Regions from separate parts of the Homo sapiens genome. Here region 1 is linked to region 2. Evidence: read pairs that join two places in POLR2A ChIA-PET (ENCODE). Cell type or tissue: GM12878. All regions are shown on one strand. Each heading gives the region's core, and the rest is flanking DNA. Links, peaks and the distances in the headings are about the cores only. Region 1 overlaps TOP1 (DNA topoisomerase I). Region 2 overlaps LOC100128988 (a long non-coding RNA gene).

What was found. Peaks named below come from ENCODE experiments on the same cell type or tissue, not always from the same donor. Only the 100,000 strongest peaks of a DNase experiment are listed, where the experiment ranks them.
Region 1: POLR2A ChIA-PET joins it to region 2 with 5 read pairs; 14 of 35 experiments call an interaction of 5 or more read pairs at or near these places.

The regions. Positions count from the first base shown.
Region 1 is chr20:41,065,754-41,073,795 of GRCh38, forward strand. All of the region lies in intron 3 of TOP1 (DNA topoisomerase I), which reads left to right. Among named protein-coding and RNA genes, the nearest start is that of TOP1, 41 kb to the left of the region's middle. In GM12878, for the core only: no CTCF peak of the experiment used is centred there; no DNase peak of the experiment used is centred there.
Region 2 is chr20:41,010,522-41,018,563 of GRCh38, forward strand. All of the region lies in intron 2 of LOC100128988 (a long non-coding RNA gene), which reads left to right. Among named protein-coding and RNA genes, the nearest start is that of TOP1, 14 kb to the right of the region's middle. RefSeq lists enhancers at 1,021-1,180, 1,321-1,370. In GM12878, for the core only: no CTCF peak of the experiment used is centred there; DNase peaks (open chromatin) are centred at 1,260 and 2,402; H3K4me3 peaks cover 1,137 bases; H3K27ac peaks cover 2,419 bases.

The sequences.
Region 1 (8,042 bases), core at 2,249-4,748, 57 kb after region 2:
TGAATTATATTCCATTGTATGCCTGTAATCACATTTAAAAAAATCCATCTGTTGATGGACACTTGGGTTGTTTCCACCCTTTGGCTACAAATACATGTTTGAGTTCCACTTTCATTCTCCGGGGTGTATACCTAGGAGTAGAATTGCTAGATCATGTCCAACAATGGGTGGCTGCCTGCTATGTTTTTACTGTGCTAATTGATGTGGTGTGAAAAAAAAAATTAGATAACCTTTGACCGTGAACAGTATCATCTGAGGAGGTGAGAGACCTGCTTACAGATCAGATGAAGAATGTTGATTTTTATATTACTAGGCTGTAAGAAGAAATTCCAAAAGACTTTAAGAAGAAAGAGGTTAATATTTAAAACATAAGCTTTTGAAAACTTATCTTCTCTAACACATTCTACTTTGTTTTGGGAGGAAAGATACAGTAAAAGTGACATAAAGGGCTTTGAGACATATAAGTTTGGCCCTGTCCTGTTTTACAAAAATCTTCTCTTAAAAAAAAAAAAGGGATGTGATTTTTTTAGAAGAAATCCTCATCCTTGTACATCCATTTAAGTCTCGTGATCTTGGCTAGGTTACTTAACCTTCTTCAACTCAGTTTCTTCATCTTCATCTTGATACATGCTTCACAGGGGAACCATGGGAGTCAATAAATATAGAAGCTCTTCAGTTGTGAACTGCTCTACAGATGTGCAGAGATGACACTTTTACATCTATTTAAAAGCATACTTTTCCAAGATCATATTGTAGGTAAATTCAATAATTTGTTGTATGTACTTTTGTGCCTCTTTTCTTTTCTTTTTTTTTTTTTTTTTGAGACAGTCTTGCTCTGTCGCCCAGGCTGGAGTGCAGTGACACAATCTCGGCTCACTGCATCCTCCGCCTCCCGGGTTCATGCCATTCTCCTGCCTCAGCCTCCCGAGTAGCTGGGACTACAGGTGCCCGCCACCATGCCCCGCTAATTTTTTATATTTTTAGTAGAGACGGGGTTTTACTGTGTTAACCAGGATGGTCTCAATCTCCTGACCTCGTGATCCACCTGCCTCGGCCTCCCAAAGTCTTGGGATTACAGGCGTGAGCCACCGCGCCTGGCCACTTCTGTGCCTTTTAATATTTTCTTCATTCCTATAAAAATAGAAGCCTTTTTGCCAAGAGCTATTGGAAAAACCTGGCCCGAGTTTCTGTTTACATATGACATGACTAAATCTAGCCCTTGGTTTCTTATTCACATGAGTAAATTTTAACAGTTTAATCAGATGATCTGTTGTAAGCAAACTTTTAAGTACTTCTTGTTTTGATGTCTACTGACACAGTACCTCTTTGCAACAAAGCAAGGATATTGGTTATATTCCAGTAAAATTATTTTATTATTTTTTTTGAGATGGAGTCTCACTTTGTCACCCAGGCTGGAGTGCAGTGGTGTGATCTCGGCTCACTGCAACCTCTGCCTCCTGGGTTCAAGCGATTCTCCTGCCTCAGCCTCCCGAGTAGCTGGGACTTACAGGCGCCTGCCACCACGCCGAGCTAATTTTTGTATTTTTGGTAGAGACGAGGTTTCACCATATTGGCCAGGCTGGTCTCGAACTCCTGGCCTTGTGATCCTCCTGCCTCAGCCTCCCAAGGTGCTGGGATTACAGGCTTGAGCCACCACACCCGGCCTCCAGTAAAATTTTATATACACTGTGATCCTTTTAAAGTACCTCTGATCTTTTTAAATAGTTTAGGGTTTCTTCGATTTCTTCTGTAGCAGATTAAAGAAATCTGGGGGATTATTTAATCACATCTGAACCCCAGAATAATTAGTATTTAGCATGTTCTGTTCCAAAATGCTTTCATTTATTCCAATCCTTGCTAATCAATTGTAGCTAATTTTGTGGCCATTTGTTAGGAGAAAACAAGTGTTTCAGATGTGTTTCTGTGTCCCTTCCTTCTCTGCTAGATATTAGCACCAATCATTTGTCATCAGGCTATACTTAGGACCCAAGCCCAGGAGGCATTTACTGTCCTGTGCAGTAGCAATACTGCAGACTTGGAGTGGGAGAGTAGCCATTATGTGCAGAAACAAAATGGGGCTATGGATCCACATCCCAGAAGATGCCATTTGGTTTCCTCTTTATTGTCCTCATGCAAGGTGCAAAACAAGGGAGTAGGTATTAAGAATCATTTCATCTTGTCTTCTCTTTGTGTGGACAGGAGTCTGAGGTCACATGCTCTAAGTCCCACAGTGATGTGGTAGCAGAAAGAAGAGGATGTGAGACCAAGGATCCTGAGTCCCCACTACATTATTCCTTCCAGTGAAAAATACCTCCCTGTGTAAAAAGAGTTAGTTTTGTAGCTAAACTGTCTGTTTAAATACAAGCACCCCTTACTTGTATGCATATGGTAGGCAGCTCAGGTTTAAAAATGTCAGATCACCTCAGGCACTGCCTTTATCTCTCTTTGTCCCCAAATCCCTGAAATCTTTGGCACTGAAAGTATTAATGTCATCAAATTCTGAACCTATGAAAACTTCATCTCTGTCTTTCTCTTGTCTGGCCTGTAACATGACAAGAACAGCTCACACCAAAGTTAGAAGATAATTTCATCAGTCATCACTTATCTCTTGACACTGCTTCTTTCTGTTAGCGTTAATATTTTGCTCCTCAGATCCTTTTTCTTTTTTTTTGGAGTCAGGGTCTCATTGACTGCTAAGCTTGGGCGCGGTGGTGTGATTATAGCTCACTGCAGCCTCCCTGGGCCCAAGGGGTCCTCCCACCTCAGCCTCTTGAATAGCTGGGACAATAGGCATGCACCACCATGCTTGGTTAATTAACTTTTTTGTTTTTAATAGAGATGGCGGTCTTGCTATGTTGCCCAGGGTGGTCTGGAACTTCTGGGCTCCCACATTGGCATCCCATAGTGTTGGGGTTACAGGCATGAGCCACCATGGCCGGCCCTCTTTTAAAAAATACATAAATAATCTCAAAAGGAATACTCTTCTAGATGCCAAGGAATTACGTAGCTTGTAGGATCTCACGAGCTACCTTTCTTAAAGGGTTACATTCTTATCCATTGTTTATCTTTAATAGTAGATCTCTTGTATAAACAGAATATTATTAAAAGCAATTTGGGAGGGGGGCTTGATTTTAGAAAATAAGAGAATCGTGTGAAATGAAATTCCTCCTAGTTTTCGACTCTGTGCATCTCTTGCCAATTTTAAACCTGGCATTCACACTGGAGTGACAAATTTGTGGAAAGCAAGGGAAGACAGAAAACTGCTGTAAAATAGCAAGGGAAGTACTTTTCCAGCCATATTGGCAGTGCTATTCTGTACTGTCAGTGTGAGAAACATCTGAGAATAAGGATGCTTTTGGCTTCTGCTTTCCTTTTAGTTCCAAATCCTACCTGAATTGTAATTGAGAGAATGTAGGATTTTAGGAATATGCACTTGAATTACGCATCTAGTTCTCAGATTAGGGGAGATTTTTCTGAAATTAATAAAATTTAAAAGATATGTTTGCTGCTTTCCTTGTGAGTGGTTTGCCAAAGCCCTCCCTTTGTCTACACATCACTATATCATCCTGTCTGTGGGAAATGGACAACTAACATGGGTAGGCAGAGAAGATTGAACAGTTTGGAAATGAGGAAACTCAGTACCACCACCATTCACATGGGAGTCAGTATGATATATTGAATAGCACACTAAGATAAAAGTTAAGAGGCTGGGTTCTGTCATTTATAAGCTACGTGTCGTGATCCAAGGTGCTTAACTTCTCTGGGTCTCATTTTCTGTTTTGGTCAAGGGTTGATAACAGTACCTGCTTTATCAATCTTTCAAGTTTGTTTATGCACATGACAGCTCTTTGGGAACTGTAACATACTAAATAATTGAGATAATGATGGTGATGATGATAATTACCGCAAAGCCTAGTATAATATCATGCAGATAAATTGGAGCTCTTGAGTTTGGTAGTTGAATCTAATTCAGTAGTTATTGATAGCATTCAATTTGGAGCCCTGATATTTTCAATATTATATTTATCCCTATCATAGTACGCCATAATCATTGTTTTTAAGATTTCATGGTGGAGACAGCATTTGAGCTAGCCATTCAAAGATGGTTAAAATTTTGCTAACGGAAAGTAATGGTTAGAAAGAAAAACATAAGCAAAACATAGAGGCATTGTAGTATATGCTTTGTTCTGGGAGGAATCTAGTTAGGTGGGTTACACAGGGTGGAATAGTAGAAAATGAGACCCAAAAAAGTGGCTTGAGGCAAAACTATTAAATGCCATTTCAAAAAGTTGGAACTTGTTACTTACACTAACTAAAAATCGGGGGGAAATGTTGGGACTCGATTCTGAGCTGAGCAAGAAGCCACTGGAAATACTTGAGCAAAGTGGATATAAGACTTAGCTACAAATGACATGAAGGGTCTAAGAAAAAGGGTTCCTGTCTTGGATAACTGGGTGGCTGTTCACGCTATTAATAGAGACAAAGAACTTAAGGGAGGAATGGGAGTTAGAATGGGTATCGGTTTTGCCATCTTTGGGCACATCCTTTTATCCTCTCTGGCCTGAAAACAAAGGATTAAATAATTTCTAGGAAATTACATTTACCTTGAAGTTTTGATACTTCTATAATATAAAACGCCGGAGTCCTTGTGATTTTGTTTAGAGATATATAATCGGCATTGTAGTGTGTAATGATGATGGACATTAAGGAACCCTTGTTTCTTAGTGCCTTTTGGAAACTGGCTCATTTCAGAAGCTGCGCTCTTTTCCCAGAGGCAACTTTTGAAGTTACTTAAATATTTAATTTAACAAATATCATTTAAGATTTAACTGTCTACTATCCTTGAAAGGGTCATGAGTTTCCCTCCTAAACCAAGACTTTGAAGCTCTCTGTGCTGTCTCACAGGAATCCCCATGATCCAACTTCATGTGACCTGCAGAGGTCTGCTGCCTTGAGGAGTAGACAGGTAGCTGGGCTGTTAGTGGCTAAGTCCTTTTCTCAGAATATGTGGAGGCTCCTTCTACCTTTAACAGTGCTTTTTTGCTTTGTTTGGGAAGTAACAGAGTAGTCAAGTGCATGACCCTGGAGCCAGACTGCCTGAGTTTAAATCCTGTTTCTCTCTTTAGAGGTAGTTCCTTGGGTGAGTTACTTAACTTGTCTGTGCTTCAGTTTCCACATCTGTGAAATGAAGATACCAGTAGTTACCTGAGTTTTGTTACCGATATCAAATGTGCTTAGATGAGTGCTTGGCACTGGGTGCTACTCAAGTATCTGTTAAATACTTTTATGGGGGATAGAGGACAGATTTAAATGGTTTCCCATAGCCAACATTCTAGCTTTCCAGAATATCAGTATTTTGTTGTGGTAGCGGTGGTCTTTTTTCCTAAAGAAACAGTGCTTCGCCAGAAGGGAGACATTGTTCCCTACTGGCTCCCTACTTCCACCGTTTCTCCCACTCTTCTATATAAGTGCCTTAGAGAAACTCTGGTCACCCTTTTCTGTGGTCTGCTTAGCTCCAACAAGAATCATAGACCAAAGGTTTTGCTGTCATCACTTTAAAAATAGTGTAAGTTATTTTTTTCTTTCCTTTTTTTAAATTTTTTTTTTTTTGAGATGGAGCCTCAGTCTATCGCCAGGCTGGAGTGCAGTGGCGTGATCTCGGCTCACTGCAGCCTCTGTCTCCCTGGTTCAAGTGATTCTCCTGCCTCAGCCTCCCCAGTAGCTGGGATTACAGGCATGTGCCACCACGCCCAGCTAATTTTTGTATTTTTAGTAGAAATGGGGTTTCACTGTGTTGCCCAGGCTGGTCTCGAACTCCTGACCTCAGGTGATCTGCCCGCCTCGGCCTCCTGAAGTGCTAGGATTACAGGCATGAGCCACCACGCCCAGCCAGATTATTTTTTCTTTAGTGGAATTCAGCCAATTGAAGCATAACACATGGCATGAACACTCTGGAAAGGTGGCTTTGGATCTTTCCATTTGTTCTCTTTAGCGCTGACTTTTGCTTTCTAGTCCCTGCTAGTGTGTTGGAATCTTACCCCATACAGATGCAAACTATGAACCAAGAAGTCAGCATCTATGCCTAGCCAATAATTGGTTGTTTTCTCGTTCAGAGTTCCTCATGCCCATGGGGTAAATTCATATTTCATCCATAAGTGTGACCATTGCAGAAGTTCTAGGACTGCTACTGTCTGTATTTTTGTCCTTCAGCATATCCCAGACTAAACTTACTCTTAAAATATGTTTGTCCAACCTTTGGTTTCCTTCCTATGGTTGATATTAAGCCTTTCTTCTACTCTTAGAAGACAAAATGGGGAGACAAAAAAGGCAACCCTGAAGGTTTTTATCCTTTCAGGGTATCTAGCATTTTTCTAATTTAGCCCTACTGAAGTTTCTTCAGTAATTAATCATCTGTTTTTCAGCCTCTAACCTGGCTAATATTATAGCCTACAATTGTACTTTTAAAGCCCTTTTGTGACTTTGACATATTGTGTCTATTGTGTATGGAAAAGTAGCAGGATCAGTATGAAGATAATACAGTATCTCTTAAAACAGGCAGCCAGCAAATGAACTTTCTGCATTGGTCAGAATTTCCATCATTTCACTGTTAATGAGGAAAGTACAGTTCTTTAGCTACCATGAAAGTCAAACATATCCTAAGCCTTTTGGAAAAAGACATACATGTTAGAAAATCTCAAATGGATGAGTCAGCCTGACTGACCCCACATTGACTCCATTTTATATGCTGGCCAAATCCTGTTTCTGACTTTCCTGGCACAGCCCTGGACATGCTTCTGTATCATAGGACTTGTTCCCCAGCGCCTTTGCTACTTCCTTCAGGCACATTCCTAGGAAAGATTGGCAGTGGGGTTTGCTCTTTGCCAGCACTCCTGCCGGTTTGGGGGTTATGGATGCCAGGTTGGGCTCCAGGCACTCTGCTCTCCATTTGTGGAGGCAGGGACGGTAACAGCACCTGACAAGTAGGGATGATCACATTGTATTCAGAAGCCTGGTGGAGCTCTATAAACCCAAATTTCTAACAGTCTCCAATGTAATGCCCTGTAATAGAAGCTGTCCTTAACCCTCAATCATCTGTATTCAGCTAGTATAAAAATGCAAATCTGCTCTTATGCCTAAACAGTTAGGAGTAGAGGAGACTTGGCTTCCTTTGGAAAGTCAGGATGATAGCTTCATCCCATTCTGGTTTTTGTGATTAATTGTGACCTACAAAGGGGTTTACTACTCTAGCAGGAACTTTGAATTTCCTATATACATCTCTTTCTGGTTAGCAGGCAGAGGAAATATCGTTGACTTTTGGCTTCCTGGCAAATGTCTCATTTGCCTTGTCATTTGTTGATTCCTTTTCCCTGATCTCTGTTTGGTGTGATAATGTACAGCAAAGCTGAAAACCGCAGGGCTACATGTACACTTGTAGGTACCTATGTTGTGATTGCCAAAAGGCTCAGAAAGCCAGTTTTCTAGTGAAAATGGCTAACATTCTAAGAAATGCTTTCACTGAGAAAGAGAACGGGTCAGGGGAAGGTGGAACTTAAAGGAAGATGGAGTGTTCCTGAATTCAGATTCCTGAATTAGCCATTTATAGTTTCATGGGAAGACAATGAAAAAAAAAAAAAAGAAAGAAAGAAAAGAAAAGAAAAGAAACAAGCAACCCCAAAGGTTTTTATCCTTTCAGGTATCCAAACATCTTTATTCTAGAAAGTTTCTCCTCGATGGTAAAATAAAGCTAGGACCTTATAGCAAGTCTCAGACTCACCATGGCTGTTTCTTAACACCAGTATACCTTAAGCAGTAGGTATCAATTTAGTGGAAATATAAGGGTATTGATATGTAGTGGAGGCTGCTCTGAACTTGGAGGTGGAAATACTAAGTTTAAATCCCAGCTTTTCTTTTAACATTGCAACTTTGAGAAGTCTTTTAACCATTGTCTCCTGTTTGTATCAGCATGAGGGGATAGATAATAAAACCTGCCTCACAGGAGTGTTGTGAGAATTGAGTGAAATAATGTATGTGAAAATACCAAG
Region 2 (8,042 bases), core at 224-2,723:
CATAATCAAGGAGTGATGAAGGCTAGAGTTCTTTGTGGGGTAGGGGGCTCCTAACCAGAGTCTCTAATTTTTTTTTCCAGAACTTAAAAAAGGTAAGAAAAAAAGCAACAATGGGCAGAGAACTTGAGCATCAGAGGAACTGATCAGACATGCTCTGGACCATTTATTAAGAGCACACTTTGGGATTCTGGAGCCTTCAGTGGAAGATTGGTTTATAGCCAAATCCCTTTTGAGGCTACAGATTCTTGGTTCAGTTCAGATGATTTTTTTTTTTTAGACAGTCTCACTCTGTTGCCCAGGCTGGAGTGCAGTGGCCACCATCTCAGCTCATTGCAACCTCTGCCACCCAGGTTGAGTGATTCTCCTGCCTCAGCCACTCTAGTAGCTAGGATTACAGGCATGTGCCACCATACCTGGCTAACTCTTTTGTATTTTTAGTAGACATGGGGTCTCACCATGTTGGCCAGGCTGGTCTCAAACTCCCATATCTGCCCACCTCAGCCTCCCAAAGTGTTGGATTACAGGCATGAGCCACTGCACCTGGCCTATATCACACTTTGATAAAAGGTTTTAAGGCTGGGTATGGGCTGGGATTACACCTGTAATCCCAGCACTTTGGGAGGCTGAGGTGAGCAGATCACAAGGTCAAGAGATTGAGACCATCCTGGCCAACATGGTGAAACCCTGTCTCTACTAAAAATACAAAAATTAGCCAGGCATGGTGGCACACGCCTGTAGTCCCAGCTACTCAGGAGACTGAGGCAGGAGAATCGCTTGAACCAGAGAGGCAGAGGTTGCAGTGAACCAAGATCGTGCCACTACACTCCAGCCTGGCAACAAAGCTAGACTCCTTCTCAAAAATAATAATAATAATAAAAAAAGGGTTAGCCATGCTACCGAGAGGCCCCTAACCACCCACAGACAGACAGACAGACTGCAGATGGAATCAGACCAATCATCTCAGAGCCTCCAGGTGCCCATCAGTAAGATGCCTGGAAGGACCTGGAAGCTGAGGCCTTTAAAGGTTGGGCTCAGTGTCTCTATGTCAAGCACGGGGCCTGGTACAATGTAGGTGTTCAAATAGTTGTCTCCTTCCTTCCTCATACCTGGATTTTAGGTGTGGCAGTTCCAGAAATGCCATGGCCTGCGTAAGAAGGGTCTGGAGTGCCTCATTTAAAGCTCACAAGGATCACAGAGGCTGGCACAGCTGGGCTGAGAACAGAAGGGGAAACGAAACCCTTTCATGGCTCACATATGCTCAAGCAACTACAAAGAAGCCACCTGTGGTCAGCTGAAGAGTGGATGGGGGAGAAAGAGGGAGCTTCAGAGAAGTGGGGGTGGTGGTGAGGAAGAAGGTTTTTAGGTGGTAGAAGTGGAGGAGGTCAAAGAAAACAGCAGTTAAGAATCATAGGCAATACACCATAGGGTGAGGGTAGGGGTGGGGAAGGTAGGTTTTGGGTGGTGGAGATGGGAAAGGTTAAAAAAAAACCACAGTGGTTAATAATAGGCAACACACCATCCATCGTGCGGAGGAAGAAACCCTGGACTTAGAATTATGTGATTTTGGCAAAACATGTAACCAAGCAGCTCTCTCATCTGTAAAAATGGGACAATAATAGTTCCTTTCTCTTGGGGTTATTGAGAGGTTGAAATCAGTTGATGCATGAAAAATGTACAAATCTTGCTGTTGCTGTTAATAATAACAGTATTGATAATACCGTAGGAAGAAGCTTCTGCTTCTGAAAGGAGACCAGGTGGACTGATTTGGGAACCAAAAACAACCAGAAATCTAGAGGGAAGGGGAGAAGGCAAGGAGAGATCTTGATCTAGGTGCACCAGAACTTATATGCAAAATGCTGTTTTTAAGTGCATAGGTATTAATATTTATTAGAGGAAGAGATACCATAGCCCACATCAGCTTCTCAAAGGAGTCTATCTCACACACACACACACACACACACACACACACACACAGACACACACACACAATAGTTTAAAAATGACTGATCTAGAGAAATTAAGAGCCAAGAGAAAGAAGCAGATGAGACAAGAGGCCCACAATCATCCATGGTTGGAATGAGCCATCTCCATGGACCTAAGACTTGGGATCAGGGGTGGCGGAAAGTATAAACAGAAGAGGCAAAAAAAAGAGTTTGTTGGAATGAAGACTTAAAGAACCAAGTCAGCTCACAGTGGGAATGGAATGGGGGTTAGTTCAGCTATCACATGGCCCAGAGCAGGCTCACAGAGGCTGTTGGCTGAAGGCTGGGTGAGTGGATGGATGGGCAGGGAGCCCGACCCAGCAGCTGAGGATTGGGGAAACTAGGGAGGCAGACTGCAGATCAGGAGGCAAGGCATAAGAGAGACCTTGACTCTAGAAGACTGGCAGGGATTGACTGGAGAAATGATTTCCGTTTGCCTGGTGTGATGGGAAAGAACTGTCAGCCAGTGTATACTTCTCCCCATCTAAAATACTTCTGATTCTGTGGGTGAGGATTTGCAAGAAGGCACTCTGCCAGGGGGAGGGACTTAACTGTTGGCTCTGTGGCTGTTTCAGGAACACTCTAGGGCAGAGGGGGGTGGGGTGGGCAGAGACTTTTCTTTTTGAAATTTGTGAGTTTGTACCCTGACTTGCCCATTTCATTCATGTATTCATGCAACAAATATTTCTTAAGCACCTATTATGTGCCCACCTTTCTGCCAGGTGTTGGAGATGCAACAATAAATAAAAGATAGAATAGTCCCTGAACTTAAAAATCTTACATCTAGCTGGGTGCCATGGCTCACGCCTGTAATCCCAGCACTTTGGGAGGCCAAGGCGGGCAGATCATGAGGTCAGGAGATCGAGACCATCCTGGCTAACACGCTGAAACCCCATCTCTACTAAAAAATAAAAAAAATATTAAAAAAATTAGCCAGGCGTGGTGGTGGGTGCCTGTGGTCCCAGCTACTCAGGAGGCTGAGGCAGGAGAATGGCATGAACCCAGGAGGCGGAGCTTGCAGTGAGCCGAGATCGCACCACTGCACTCCAGCCTGGGCGACAGAGCAAGACTCCATCTCAAAAATAAAATAAAATAAAATAAAATCTTACATCTAGTTGAGGAAATGGATAATGAGAGTGCAGTATGATAGGTGCTGAGACTGGGGCCATGCGCAAGTTGCTATAGGAACAGAGGAAAAGGGCACTCATACTTCCCCAAGCCTGTCTTCTTTTTATTTATTTATTTATTTATTTATTTATTTATCATTTGAGACAGAGTTTTGCTCTTTAGCCTAGGCTGGAGTGAATGGTGTGATCTGGGCTCACTGCAACCTCCACCTCCCAGGTTCAAGCCATTCTCCTGCCTCAGCCTCCCAAATAGCTGGGATTACAGGTGTGAACCACCACGTCCAGCTAATTTTTATATTTTTAATAGAGACGAGGTGTCGCCATGTTGGCCAGGCTGGTCTCAAACTCCTGATCTCAGGTGATCCACCCGCCTTGGCCTCCTAAAGTGCTAGGATTATAGGCGTGAGCTACCACACTCAGCCTTAAGCCTCAATCTTCTTATCTGCAAAGTGGGAATCATGGCCGGGTGCGGTGGCTCACACCTGTAATCCCAGCACTTTGGGAGGCCGAGGAGTGTGGATCACCTGAGGTCAGGAGTTCCAGAACAGCCTGGCCAACATGGAGAAATCCCATCTCTACTAAAAACACAAAAAAATTAGCTGGGCGTGTTGGCTCGCACCTGTGATCTCAGCTGCTCGGGAGGCTGGGGCAGGAGAATCACTTGAACCCAGGAAGCAGAGGTCACAGTGAGCCAAGATTGTGCCATTGCACTCCAGCCTGGGCAACAAGAACGAAACTCCATCTCAAAAAAAAAAAAATGGGAACCATGTTATTCACTATAAGGAGTTTTCTGGTACATTCCAGGCCTCTGCTTGACACATATTAGGAGCCCGTTGCAGCCCATAATTCATTTATTCAACAAATGTTAATTGAGTATCTTATGTGTGTCAGGCACTTCTGTGGATGGTAGAAATGTGGCACTAAATAAACTGAGAAAGCCGGGCACGGTGGCTCATGCCTGTAATCCTAGCACTTTGGGATATCAAAGCAGAACACCTTTAAGCTCAGGAGTTCGAGACCAATCTGGGCGACATAGGAAGACTCTGTGTCTACAAAATATAAACAATTAGCTGAGCATGTTGGTGCACACCTGTAGCCCCAGCTGCTCAGCAGGCTGAAGTGGGAAGATTGTTTGAGTCTAGGAGGTCAAGGCTGCAGTGAGTCATGGTTGTACTGCTGTACTCCAGCCTGGGTGACAAAATAATATTATTTTTGTCTCAAAAATAATAAATAAATAAATAAACTGATAAGAATTGCTGCTGTCATCAAGATTACATACTACACGGGGAAAACAATAAGTAAAATATTCCGTAGGCCAAATGGTGACAAGTGCATTGGAGACAAATAAAGCAGGGATGGAAAGAGGGAAGAACTGAGGGAAGGGGGTTGTAATTTTAAATAGAGTAGTCAGGGCCTGTCTTAGTTTAGCAAGGATCTGAAAGAAGAGAGGCACTAGGCCATGGAGATATCTGGAGGAAGGACGTTCGAGGTAGAAAGATCCACAAATGAAAGGGCTAATGCTGGAGAATGAGTGGTGTGTGATAGGCTTTTACAGAGCCCAGAGTGGCTGGAAAGAGGTGACCAAGGTGTACAGCACCAGCAGATGAGGTCAAGGGAGGCCTTGGAGGGGAGCAGGTGTGGCAGAGCCTTGGGGCCATTGTAAGTCTTTGACTTTACCCTGAATGAGATGGGAGCCACTGGAGAGTTTTGCGCAGAAGAGTGACAGGATCTTACGTTTTGTTTTGTTTTGTTTTGTTTTGTTTTGTTTTGTTTTGTTTTGTTTCAGGAAAGAGTCTCACTCTATTGACCAGGCTGGAGTGCAATGGTGCAATCTTGACTCACTGCAACCTCTGCCTCCTGAGTTTAAGCAATTCTCCTCCCTCAGCCTCCCAAGTAGCTGAGATTACAGACATGTGCCACCATGCCTGGCTAATTTTGTATTTTTAGTAGAGACGGGGTTTCACCATGTTGGTCAGGCTGGTCTCGAACTCCTGACCTCAGGTGATCCACCCGCCTCAGCCTCCCAAAGTGCTGGGATTACAGGCATGAGCCACCGCACCCGACCTTCTTCTTTCTTTCTTTCTTTTTTTTTTTTTTCTTGAGATGGAGTCTCACTCTGTGGCCCAGGCTGGAGTGCAGTGGTGCAATCTCTGCTCACTGCAGCCTCAGCCTCCTAGGTTTAAGCAATTCACCCTGCCTCAGCCTCCCAAATAGCTGGGACTACAGGCGCCCGCCACCACGCCTGGCTAAATTTTTTGTGTATTTAGTGGAGATGGGGTTTCACCATGTTGGCCAGGCTGGTCTCGAATTCCTGACCTCAGGTGACCTGCCCACCTCAGCCTCCCAAAGTGCTGGGATTACAGGTGTGAGCCACTGTGCCCAGCCCTTTTTCTTTTCTTTTCTTTTCTTTTCTTTTTTTTTAACTGACAAGGTCTCCTCTGTCACCCAGGCTGGAGTGCAGTGGTATGATCATAGCTCACTGCAGCCTCAAACTACTGGGCTTGAGATCCTTCTGCCTCAGCCTCCTGAATAACTGGGACTAGAAGCATGTGCCACCAGGCCCAGCTAAATTTTTAAAAATGTTCGTTGAAATAGTATCTCACTGTTGCCCAGGATGATCTTGAACTCCTGGCTCTAAGTCATCCTCCTACCTTGGCCTCTGAACGTGCTGAGATTACAGGCGTGAGCCACCATGCCTGGCCAGGATCTCAAGTCTTAAATAGGACCACTCTGTTTTAAAGGATCACTTGTTCTGACTATATACCATGAGATGACAAACATAGAGCAGAGGACACCAGTTAGGAGACTCCCACATTAAACCAGGTGGAGATGATGGCAATTTGGGCTAAAGTGAAAGCAAAGGGCATGGTGAGAAATGGTTAACATCAGGATATTTGAAGGTGAAGTCAACAGGATTTGTTGACAAATTGGATAAGGGGGAGTAGGCAGGCAAAACAGAGTCAAGGATGCGGGGCGTGGTGGCTCACGCCTGTAATCCCAGCACCTTGGGAGGCTGAGGTGGGCAGATCGACAGGTCAGGAGTTCGAGACAAGCCTGACCAATATGGTGAAACCCTGTCTCTACTAAAAATACAAAAATTAGCTGGGCATGGTGGTGTGCAACTGTAGTCCCAGCTACTCAGGAGGCTGAGACAGAAGAATTGCTTGAACCTGGGAGGCGGAGGTTGCAGTGAGCCGAGATGTTGCCACTGCGCTCCAGCCTGGGCAACAGAGTGAGACTCTGTCTCAAAAAAAAAAAAAAAATAGTCAAGGATGACCTGAGCCATTAACTATGATTGGGGAAGACCAAAGGAGGAACAGGCTTGAGAGGAAAGATAGAGGGTTGATTTGGGACACATTATGTTTAAGAAGCCTGTTGGAAGTCCAAATAGGAATATTAGGTAGGCAGCTGGATACATAAGTTTGACACCTGGGGGCAAGGCCCTGATTTTAGGTATGAACTTAGAACTTCTCAGTATATAGTTGGTATTTAAAGCCACAGGAGTGAATAAGATAGTGAATCAAGAGGACAAAGGAAAAAGGTCTGAGGATTGAGCCCAGGGGCTATCCAACATCCAGCAGTGGGGGCCTCACCTGCTTTTAATTTGGGGGTTCGAAGGCTAGGTTTGAACATTCTGTAAGGACTTGTGCAAATATTTTCCCTAAGTTCTGTCTCCCCCTTTGAACCCAAATGCTCACCATGAAGGGAAAAGTCCACAGAAGAAAAAAAAAAAGTTTTAAATAGATTGTTTAAATTATTAGGTTATGTTTTCCAAAAATAGAAGGAAAGCTAAGTTCTGGGTCAGTGGGAGAATTTAGAGTTTTTAGCATTATCTTTCTCCCATCAAACCCTTAAGGCTGGGCTCCCAAGGAAGAGTCTTCCTGGCTTTCCAGCCCTGAGGGCTCTCTCACAAGGTCCCAGAACTCTGTATTGTAATTGTCTATTTTCTCTACCTCCAGGTGGAAGCCATGTTGAGTTCATCACAGAACTACTAGCCGGGCCTGGCACCAAATAGGCATCAGGGAATGTCAGTGGAACTTGACTGCAGAATCTGATGAGGAACTTCCATCTTCCTGGGCTCTGAGTGTCTTTCTCTAGTTCCACCACCAGAGCTGGTGTCTGTTCTGCCAGGCCCCTTTCCAGGCACCCATAGCTGATCCTGGAAAGGTAGGGACAGACCCTGTAGGCCTGGACTCTGTCCTTTGGGAGGAGAATATCCTCAGGGGCCTGCATGAGCCATCCTGAAAAACTAGTTCTGTGAGTCAATCCTCAAGTGAGTTCCTGTGGGAAAGGTACCAGAATCTTAGAGGTGAGGTTGGAAGCAGCTTGTCACCTCTTAGAGGCAAAGAGGGGTGTCTCCTCCGAACGGACCTCACTCTTTATCTGACCCAGAGTTCCTGGCATATCAACTGTGCTAGTACTTTGTCAAGGGTGCTGGCATGAGCCAAAAGGCCCTGAACTGGAAATTGCAGACCCTCCTATTAGACATGAGTGTGTCATGTCCATCATAAACAAAGAAACAAAAACCCTCTCTTAACGCAGGCTACTTTAGTTGCTGCATTATATTCTGCCTACTGTTTGTAGCTAAATCTCTTGAATGACTTGTTCAAACTTGCTATCTCCACTTCCTCACCTTCTATTTCATTCTTAACTCAGGTCCATTCCTAAAATAAGGCTGTCCTTCCAGGCCCTCCCAAATGATGTCATCTAGTGTAATTAACTCCAGGTACTACCATGATACTAATAACCTGCAGTCCCTCTCCTGAGCTCCAAACTCACGTATTCAGCTGCCTATTAGACATCTTGACTCAGCTAACCCACAGACACTTCAAACTCAACATGTACAGAATGAACTCATCATCTTTCCTTAAAACAGATCCCAAGTGTTCCCTGTCTTTGTGAATGCACTGCCATCCTCATCCTTGACTCCCCC